Regions from separate parts of the Homo sapiens genome. Here region 2 is linked to region 1. Evidence: chromatin contacts called from ENCODE POLR2A ChIA-PET data. All regions are on one chromosome and are shown on one strand. The core of a region is the stretch at or near the end of the contact, and the rest is flanking DNA. Distances in the headings are between cores, read along the strand shown.

Region 1 (4,055 bases), core at 1,424-3,923:
TGTCAAAATTTCAGTGATTCACAACAACAACAAAACACCCCAACTATACCCCTCCACCCTCAAATCGGCAAGAATGAAAGATAGCTTCTAATTTCATGGAGGATATTAATGACTTTCATTTTCCCTCATCAAAGCTGGCTGTAGGATCTAAATTTAGGTGGCCTTCCTGTTCCCATTTTAATATACACACCCATTATAAGCCTTTAAATGTTTAATGCTTTGCACCTGGGTGAGAGAAAGGGCCAAGCTGTTAAGCTCCTTGCTCTCCTTCTTGTCCTTCATTTATACTTCCATGACAGCCCCATTCAATGCTAACTCTGCTCCTCACTGTAAGAATATACAGATTTGGAGATTCCCTCAAAACCTTTAAAATGTTCCCACTACTAAATCTGATCCCTGGGGAGCTCAGCTGGGATTTCCCCATGCAGAGGGGAGAAAGGCAATGCGATTCTCTCCTAAGTCATTACCTACACCCAGGAGCTGGATACAGGCTGAGCTGGCTTTAGGTGAAATCATATAAGAAATGTTTATCTTCATATCCAAGCTATTTATTCTTTCACTCTTTTTTGGGGGGCCCTTTTCTCCTCCCAAGTTCTGAGAGCCACACTCTGGGAAATTTGCTACGTTCTTGATTTTTCTTTATGTTACTTCCAAATTCATCTTGTGAGCACTTCCTGAGACACTTCCCTGGTTTCTAAGAAGCCAGGTAATTAAACAAAATGAAAGAAACAAAAAACACTGAATATGTGCTGCCTCGAATGAATATTTGTATGGCACTGTGCAAGCTCATAGGTAGTAACCCTTGTTTGTCTTTAAAAGAACTAAAGACAGTGACTTTAACTCACAGAGTTGATCTCATGCTGAGAGCATCAGGCTAGACTGGATAAGTGGTCCTTCCGATGGCCCTAAAATCATGCCATGTACTCTCTAAGGGAATTATACCTAACAGTATCTTCCAATTTCCAAAAGTTGAATTCTCTTTAAAAATAAAAAAGTACACATACAAAAGATTTTAAGTATTTAAAAGTAGAAAGATCAGTACAATGAACCCCCATCTACTCATCCCCCATTTCAACAACTGTCACTAAAATTCTTACAAGTTTGACAAACAAATTGCCCTCATTCTAGCGGGAAAGTCCTGTATTGGGTAAGCCAATATATCAATAGCTTGACATTGTCAGGACACGTTAACCTACAAGCACCATGCTGATGTGCACACACATTTTTAAAGCTTTACTTCTTCTGACAGTTACGAAGCTCTTCTGAGATCAGGTGTGGAGGAAGCTCACCACATCTCTTCCCTTGGGAGGGTTCAACTTCACCTAATTACAGACATAAGCTGAATATGAATTTGGGGAATCAATCAGTAGCAGGTTATGCAATGCCAATTAAAAATAACCTTTGAAAATACAAGATACCTAGATGTAAAACACAAAGTCCTTACATACTGAAACTCTTAAAAATGTTTTCTTAAAACACTTATTTCAATCCTCATTGGATTGCCTACCATTTGGAAAGTGCGGGCAAGTATTCTATTAGGGAGGATGAGTCTTTATTGAAGAGTGGTGGCTGTCGGGCTCAGGAATAGACTGCCTCAGTATCACACAGAAGCAAAGGCAGTCACACCATAAATGTGTGGCATGTCATAATACTGCCTATATTTATTATAAGACTTTATGTATATATTTTCACATACATACTTATATACGCATATACACATATATATTTAAAACTCATGCAGTCCTGAACTTCACATTGCATGATGCATTTTCTGAACTCAGTAAGTCCCTGTTCCCAAGATTCCCAAACTGATTCACTGTGAAGCCTTGCTCATATGATCACCATCATTTCATGCACAGCCTGCTTTCCATGAAGATTGCTGCAGCCCTGGGCGAGGCCCTGTCTAGATTGAAAGAGACATCGATGTGTCTTCCTGCAGCCAGCCTTGCCTGTTCCCACCTAGCCTTCATATAGCTGCCAGATCTATTTGCTGGAAACCATGTCAGATCATATAAAATGTACCTTGAGTCCCTTTCATGTCTCTCCGTTGCTTATAGAATAAATTCACATTCATCAAATTGGCATGTGAGACCCCATGCAAACAATGTATCAAATAATAATAGCTACGATAATATCCTACATAGCAGAGTGTAATCGTTAACTCCTGTTTAATAGTTAACTATATAGACTTCTATGTTATAATTATATAATTAGTATATATGGTCAATAATATGAGAAGACGTGACCTATCTGAAGGAAGTACTATATTACCATTTTACAGAGGGGAAAACTGAGGCAGAAAGTGATTGGGTAGCTTTCCCAAGGTCACCTAGCTATTAAGTGACAGGATTGGGAGTTGGACCCAGGCAGCCTGGCTCTGGAGTCTGTGCCTCTCACCATTCCGTCCCCTGCCAGATCTCCCTTCTAAGTGCCTCCATCCCCAGCCCATCCACATTCTAGTGATTCCCTCCAGGCACACTGTACTTCTTTGCTGGCATCGCTTCCCCTATCTGGAAAACGCATCCATCTCAAGCTAGTGAAAGTTCCTTCTGCAGACCACCCAAGACCTAAGTTAACATCACTCCCTCCACATGGTGGTGCCCACGCCTCCTTTACACCCTTATCTGGTTCTGTCTTGTGTAGCTGGCTGTCAGCTGCACCTGTCTGAATGCCCGGCAGACCTCATGTTCTTTAGACTAGGGTGCCAGGCTTGTTCTTTGTCATCTGGGGGTTGGCACAGAGCTCCCAATCACCCTGTCACTGAGTTTAATGATACAAATGTGAAGACATACAGAGGCATCGCACACTGCAATGCTGGGTAAAAGTTTTCTCTACAAGAGGCAAACATGTGCTTTAAAATGACAACAATAATGAGGACTGCATGGAGTCCTTGCAGATGATGTCTTGCCTTTCCCCATGCCCCCTGTTTTTCCTACAAGTGGGGGCAGGGAAGAGAAGAGAGGAAGGGCAGCATGCCCTCTGCAGCCACAGCCATCCTGGCTTGCAGGATTACATAAAAGAGATGAGCCTAACAGTCTGTCAAGGAAGCAAGGAGGTCCCACACTCAAGGGCTAGCGAAAAGAAAAGAGAAAACCAGCCACCCCACCTTCGGCCTCCTCTAAATTGCTACCATCCCAAACCACTCCTACACTTTCTCCTCCCCACCCTGTGAAGACAGAAGTGGCCAGCAGCGTGCTTCGACAGTCAGCCTTCCTGGACTCTGTCCTTAACTCATTTAAGATCATCATTTTCCTATTAACTCTCCATGCCAAGAAGTCCTATCTCAGCAGTGTGGGTTTGGGATGTCACAGTGGGGCCCCTTGTTATTCAATTTCACTGGGTCTTCTGTTTTCCTACTTTGTTTAAATGGAATGTTTTTCTCCAGGAAAAAAAAAGGAGGGGAGGAAGAGAAGGAGAGAGGGAGAAGCAGGGAGGGAGAAGAAAGGAAGAAGGAGGAAAGGAAAAGTTAGTTTGCAAAGCTAGATTGTAGACCAGGAGGGAAGTCCTTCATATGTGGCAAGAATGAATAAAATATTTGTAAACTCTTGAGACACTGGCAAGGGAAGGTGTTTTCTCCACAGAGAAGAGGAGGCACCAGGAGAGGTATTTCCAGAACTAACGGACCATGTGTCCATGGGCCCCTTCACCACGTATTTCATCCAGCAGGTCGATTTGATGTGACAGGCAGGGTGCATCTCCAGGAAGCGACTCCCTCATAAATAAAGGTGGGTTTGAGTTGGATGTTTCCATACAAGGAAAAATCTGTGGCACACGCTCTTACCACTCAGACTTTGTCTCTACAAGTTTGGATTCCTGGAAAATGACACAGGGAAGGGTAACTGGGAAAAAGAACACCCGTCGGCTTCTCATGGAAACATCTGTTCTGCTGGAAGTGTTCCTGGAGCTGAAGGTGAGCTGTTGAGACCCCAGGTGCTAAAGCTTTAGCAGAAGCATTTATCCGCTCAGCCTCTCTCAGGCCCTGCCCTTCAGGGATGACCTGCTGGAGCACAGGCAGAGGTCTGAACCTCCTCCTCAGTAGGAAGCAGAGATGCAAA
Region 2 (4,067 bases), core at 1,264-3,763, 240 kb before region 1:
CAAGGGCTAAGCTGTTGAATGAGCCCCTTGGTTTTTCCTTATAAACGCAATGACTTACTTGTGATTCTTGGTCTAATCCCAGGCTAAGAAACAAAACAAAAGCTTGTGATCTGACCCATTCCTTTGCTGCCTTCCTTCTCTTTCAGGCACCTGGACGTATTTAGTATTCTGCCCTGTGCCTTGCCCAGGGGAGGGAGAAGTTTCTAGCAAATGTGACTTTCTGTCTGCTGCCTGGTGCTTTTATAGTACTTCATCTGCTTTTTATTGTTGTTGTTGTGTTTTTTAACCAAAATGGCATTTGTTTGGCTGTCATTGTCGAGTATATATTTATTGTGTTTTACAAACATGAGTATATATGTATGTATATGTATAAAACCAAACTTATATATATAAGAAGTCAAGGCATGTATACTAGATATTTTAAAGAGTTATTTATCAAGGGAAAAAGATGTGTGTTATAAAGTAAACAGAGTCTATATTTTCTATATAATGTAGATAGTCAAACATAGCTTATAAATTATAGGAGGTTTTGGTTTTCTTTTTTATTATTAAAGGAAAAAAAGAAGAAAAAAAAAGACAATGAATGCAACTGTTCTTAGTGTTTTTAAGGCCAAACTACTGTGGAAGCTGGGAGGCGGCCCTCCCTGCGGGCCTCCAGCAGCCCTGTGCCTGCCGCTAGGAGCTCCAGAGCTGATGCCCGTTGTGATCTCTGCGATGCTCGATGCTCGGAGCCAGCGGTCAGCATCACTCAGCCAGCTGGCCTGTGCCGCTCTGACGTGGCTTCCAGCTGTTCTCCGCAATTTGCATTGGTGGGATAAAGGAATGAAAAGGATAAATAAAGATTTAAAAGAAAATACAATTCCAGCTCTTTGCCTGTTTTTTACACCCTGCTGCTCTCAATATAGGCGCCTGATCAGTTTGTGGGATCTGAAGCATGAATGGGTGCATCCAAGGTAGAGGGGTGTGGGTGCCTGTGGTGTTTGTGTGTGTGCTGGGGGAGGCTGTTCATGAGTCAGCATCCATGAAGCTGAACAATGGAAATCAACAGACCTACAATTTTGATTGAAAACCAACGCGTGTGGGAACTGGAGGCACTTCAAAGCCATCTGGTTCAAACCCTCATTTTGGAAATGTGAAAATGAAAGGCAAGTAACCTACCTATGGCCTCTGGGTATGTGTTTGTGTGTCCAAAGCTAGTGTGGACAACCAAAGCTAGTGTAGACAACAAGAGGATGAGAACATAGCTCTTAGATTGGGGGAGCAAATTTTAGAATTCTCTAGAATTCTCTAGTATTTTAACACTGTAACCTAATACTTCACACCAAGCACTGAAAAACAATTTTTTTTTTTTTTTGATACAGGATCTTACTCTGTCACCCAGGCTGGAGAGCAGTGGCATGATCACAGCTCACTGCACCCTCTACCTCCTGTGGCTCAAGCGATCCTACCACTTTAGGCTCTTGGGTTGCTGGGATTACAGGCACATGCCACCACGCCCAGCTAATTTTTTTTTTTCTGTATTTTGTAGAGATGGGGTTTCATCATGTTGCCCAGGCTGGTCTCGAACTCCTGGACTCAAGCGATCTGCGTGCCTCAGCCTCCCAAAGTGCTGGGATTACAGGCATGAGCCACTGTGCCCAGCACTGACCATTTAAAAGAGCGTCTTTGCTTACTTCCTTCTTAGCAGTGTTTAAGGGCAACCATCGCAGATTGAGCTCAGCCTAATTTCAAATTTGCATGACATAGAGTGTTTTATGGAGGGGCTGGCCTTTCCTTTCTATCTTTTGCTGAGTCTTAGAGAATGCTCATGAATGTTCCTTCTGGTCTATGGTTTCCCCTTCACTTAAAAATAAGAATTAATACTGCAAAATCTGAAATCTCATTCACTCCTTCATGAGCAGGTCCTGATATAAATACATCCAGAATTCAGTCCATCTATTATGATAACATTGTAGCAACCCCCTGTATCCACATAGATTATTGTCTTGAACATATGACATTCTCATACCACATGATTCTGCAGTAAATCTAACAGCAGTTCTAAATAAGGCCAAAAAGGAGAGTGCTTTGTCAAAACTAAAAGCACCATCCACCCAAATGTGAAGTGTCATCACGATGGCATCCATTCCCCTAAGTTTCTTTCAGCAATGTGACTTGAGAACCAACCCTCAATGAAAACTCGAATCTCCTAACCAGTTATATAAATTTTAAATCTAGGAGCTAGTTCTTCTTTCATGGATTTTGGATTCTCTTTGTGATGTTGGTTTGTCTCAATTTAGTCCCATTTCTTGCTTTGTAAACCTGCGATTATATGCCTCCTAGTAAACCACATGATATGATCAGCGCTGCTTTCATAGTCTCTGAACTGTTGCTTAAAAAGAACAGATATAATTGCATGGTAAGTCATTCAGGTTGCTCTTTACTGGTGAAATGAAGAGAAACCTGGGTGTCCTCTGATGTCTGTCTATACACCCCACCTCCCTGATTCACAGAACCATTTTCCGGTTTCACTTCTTGCTTCTTTTATCTTGTGCATTTTTAGCACCTGTTGTGACAAGCCTGGGTGACTCGATCTAAAAAATGAAATGACTTACAATTACTGTAAGAATGAATTACAGATACATGATGTATGCACAACTCTGTATAGAAATGAAAACAAAAATAACTTCACCTCACTCTAATTCATAGGCTACCATGTTATTGACCCTTATTTACCTAACTTTTGCTTAAGCAGGAAAGATCCCTCTGCCTAGATATCCCCTGGGCTTGGCGCCCTCACTCCTCCACCCCAGCCCTTATGCATTTGGCAGTAGTAATGGCCCCTGCAGGGAATGTTGTCCAAGAAGTCTAGATGATAGAGATGAAGAAGGCACATCACTTCACAGAGTTTATGCCAAGTCACCGCCAGAAGCGCAGTGTTACAATTTACTTAAGCCAAGACTGCTACAAAAAACTGATGCAAATGGAAGCTATTCAAAATCCTTTGCCTTGTGCATTCAAGTTGAGGCTCCCTTTTGAATCCTATCTCTGAGTCTACATCTGCTGGGTAAATTCCTGAACGATGACTTGAGCTGTGACAGCTTTTGTAGCATTGCTGTGGTCCAACCACAACTCTGTAAGATAAACTACCTAAGCTGGTTGTTGGACTTCCTCTAAAATGTCATTCTAATTATAGAAACACCTTTCTTTCCTGATTTTATACAGATTCTAATCACCTTAACTGCTTCTCTTCAGCCATGAATGAAAGCGAAAGATTAAGTCACTTTTAGAAGCCTTCTTGGGCAATTATAGATTAATTCATTTCTCGCTCATTGAAGGGACTCAATCCTAGAACAACAGTCTGGAATACATGTGTATGTATGCCCCTTTGTCTCTGACCTGCTCATCATTGGCCATCAATGCCCTGGGAAGGAGGGACCCTAGGAAGGCCTGAGGGGCTGCACCTGATGTGCAGGTCATGTGCACAGACCCCACAGGTTCAGGCTCAGTGTTGAAATTCCCTATGTCATTAACTCCCTTGTAGGAAGGATGAAAGGGTCTAGATCAGATTTAAGTCAGACATAGGCTATTTGAGGCGCCTGTGGGAATGGCAAATCACTCCAGACTCCTCAGAAGCAAAGGCCAAGCAGGCCTGAGAGCTAGTGAAACTCCAGGGAGAGGAGCAAGACCAGGATCTGCGCTTTCTCAGCTTCCCAAAGCTGTCTGTCTCGGAACTAACAAATGAGGCTGACTCTTCAGAGTTCTAGGCCAAGGGATCCGGACTTGACACTCAAGTTTCTGCCATGAAGCAAAAGACAGAGCTAGCCTGGAAAGAGCAGCTCTGTATCACTCCGGCTGTGAAGTGCTAAAACTCGACATCTCCCTGAGGAAACAGGAGAGAAGAAAGGATGGAGAGAAAAAAAGAGAGGAAGGAGCTGGCATTAATGGACCAGCAAGGGAAGGAGAAGGGAGCAGGAAAAGCGGTAGTTCACGTAGGGTAAATTAGATGAAGGGGAACAAACAGCGAAAGGTCAGAGGGCTCTGCACTTAAAATAAGGAAGCTTGTGAAGATAAGTAAATGTTGCCTG

What was found. ChIA-PET counts read pairs that join two places held with the same protein, here RNA polymerase II (POLR2A).
Region 2: POLR2A ChIA-PET joins it to region 1 with 12 read pairs in A673. The contact joins two enhancer-like sites. POLR2A ChIA-PET finds 5 or more read pairs at or near these places in 3 of 52 experiments (A673, H1 and activated T-cell).

What each region holds. Positions count from the first base shown.
Region 1 is chr6:13,119,614-13,123,668 of GRCh38, reverse strand. All of the region lies in intron 5 of PHACTR1 (phosphatase and actin regulator 1), which reads right to left. Among named protein-coding and RNA genes, the nearest start is that of TBC1D7, 210 kb to the left of the region's middle. Within about 2 kb of position 2,673, at least 3 of the 41 ENCODE cell types and tissues checked have a DNase peak (open chromatin) inside an H3K27ac peak, as active enhancers do.
Region 2 is chr6:13,354,622-13,358,688 of GRCh38, reverse strand. GFOD1 (Gfo/Idh/MocA-like oxidoreductase domain containing 1) reads left to right here. Exons shown (of 2, transcript NM_018988.4): 2 at 1-859. Among named protein-coding and RNA genes, the nearest start is that of TBC1D7-LOC100130357, 28 kb to the right of the region's middle. RefSeq lists a silencer at 2,984-3,073. Within about 2 kb of position 2,513, at least 12 of the 41 ENCODE cell types and tissues checked have a DNase peak (open chromatin) inside an H3K27ac peak, as active enhancers do.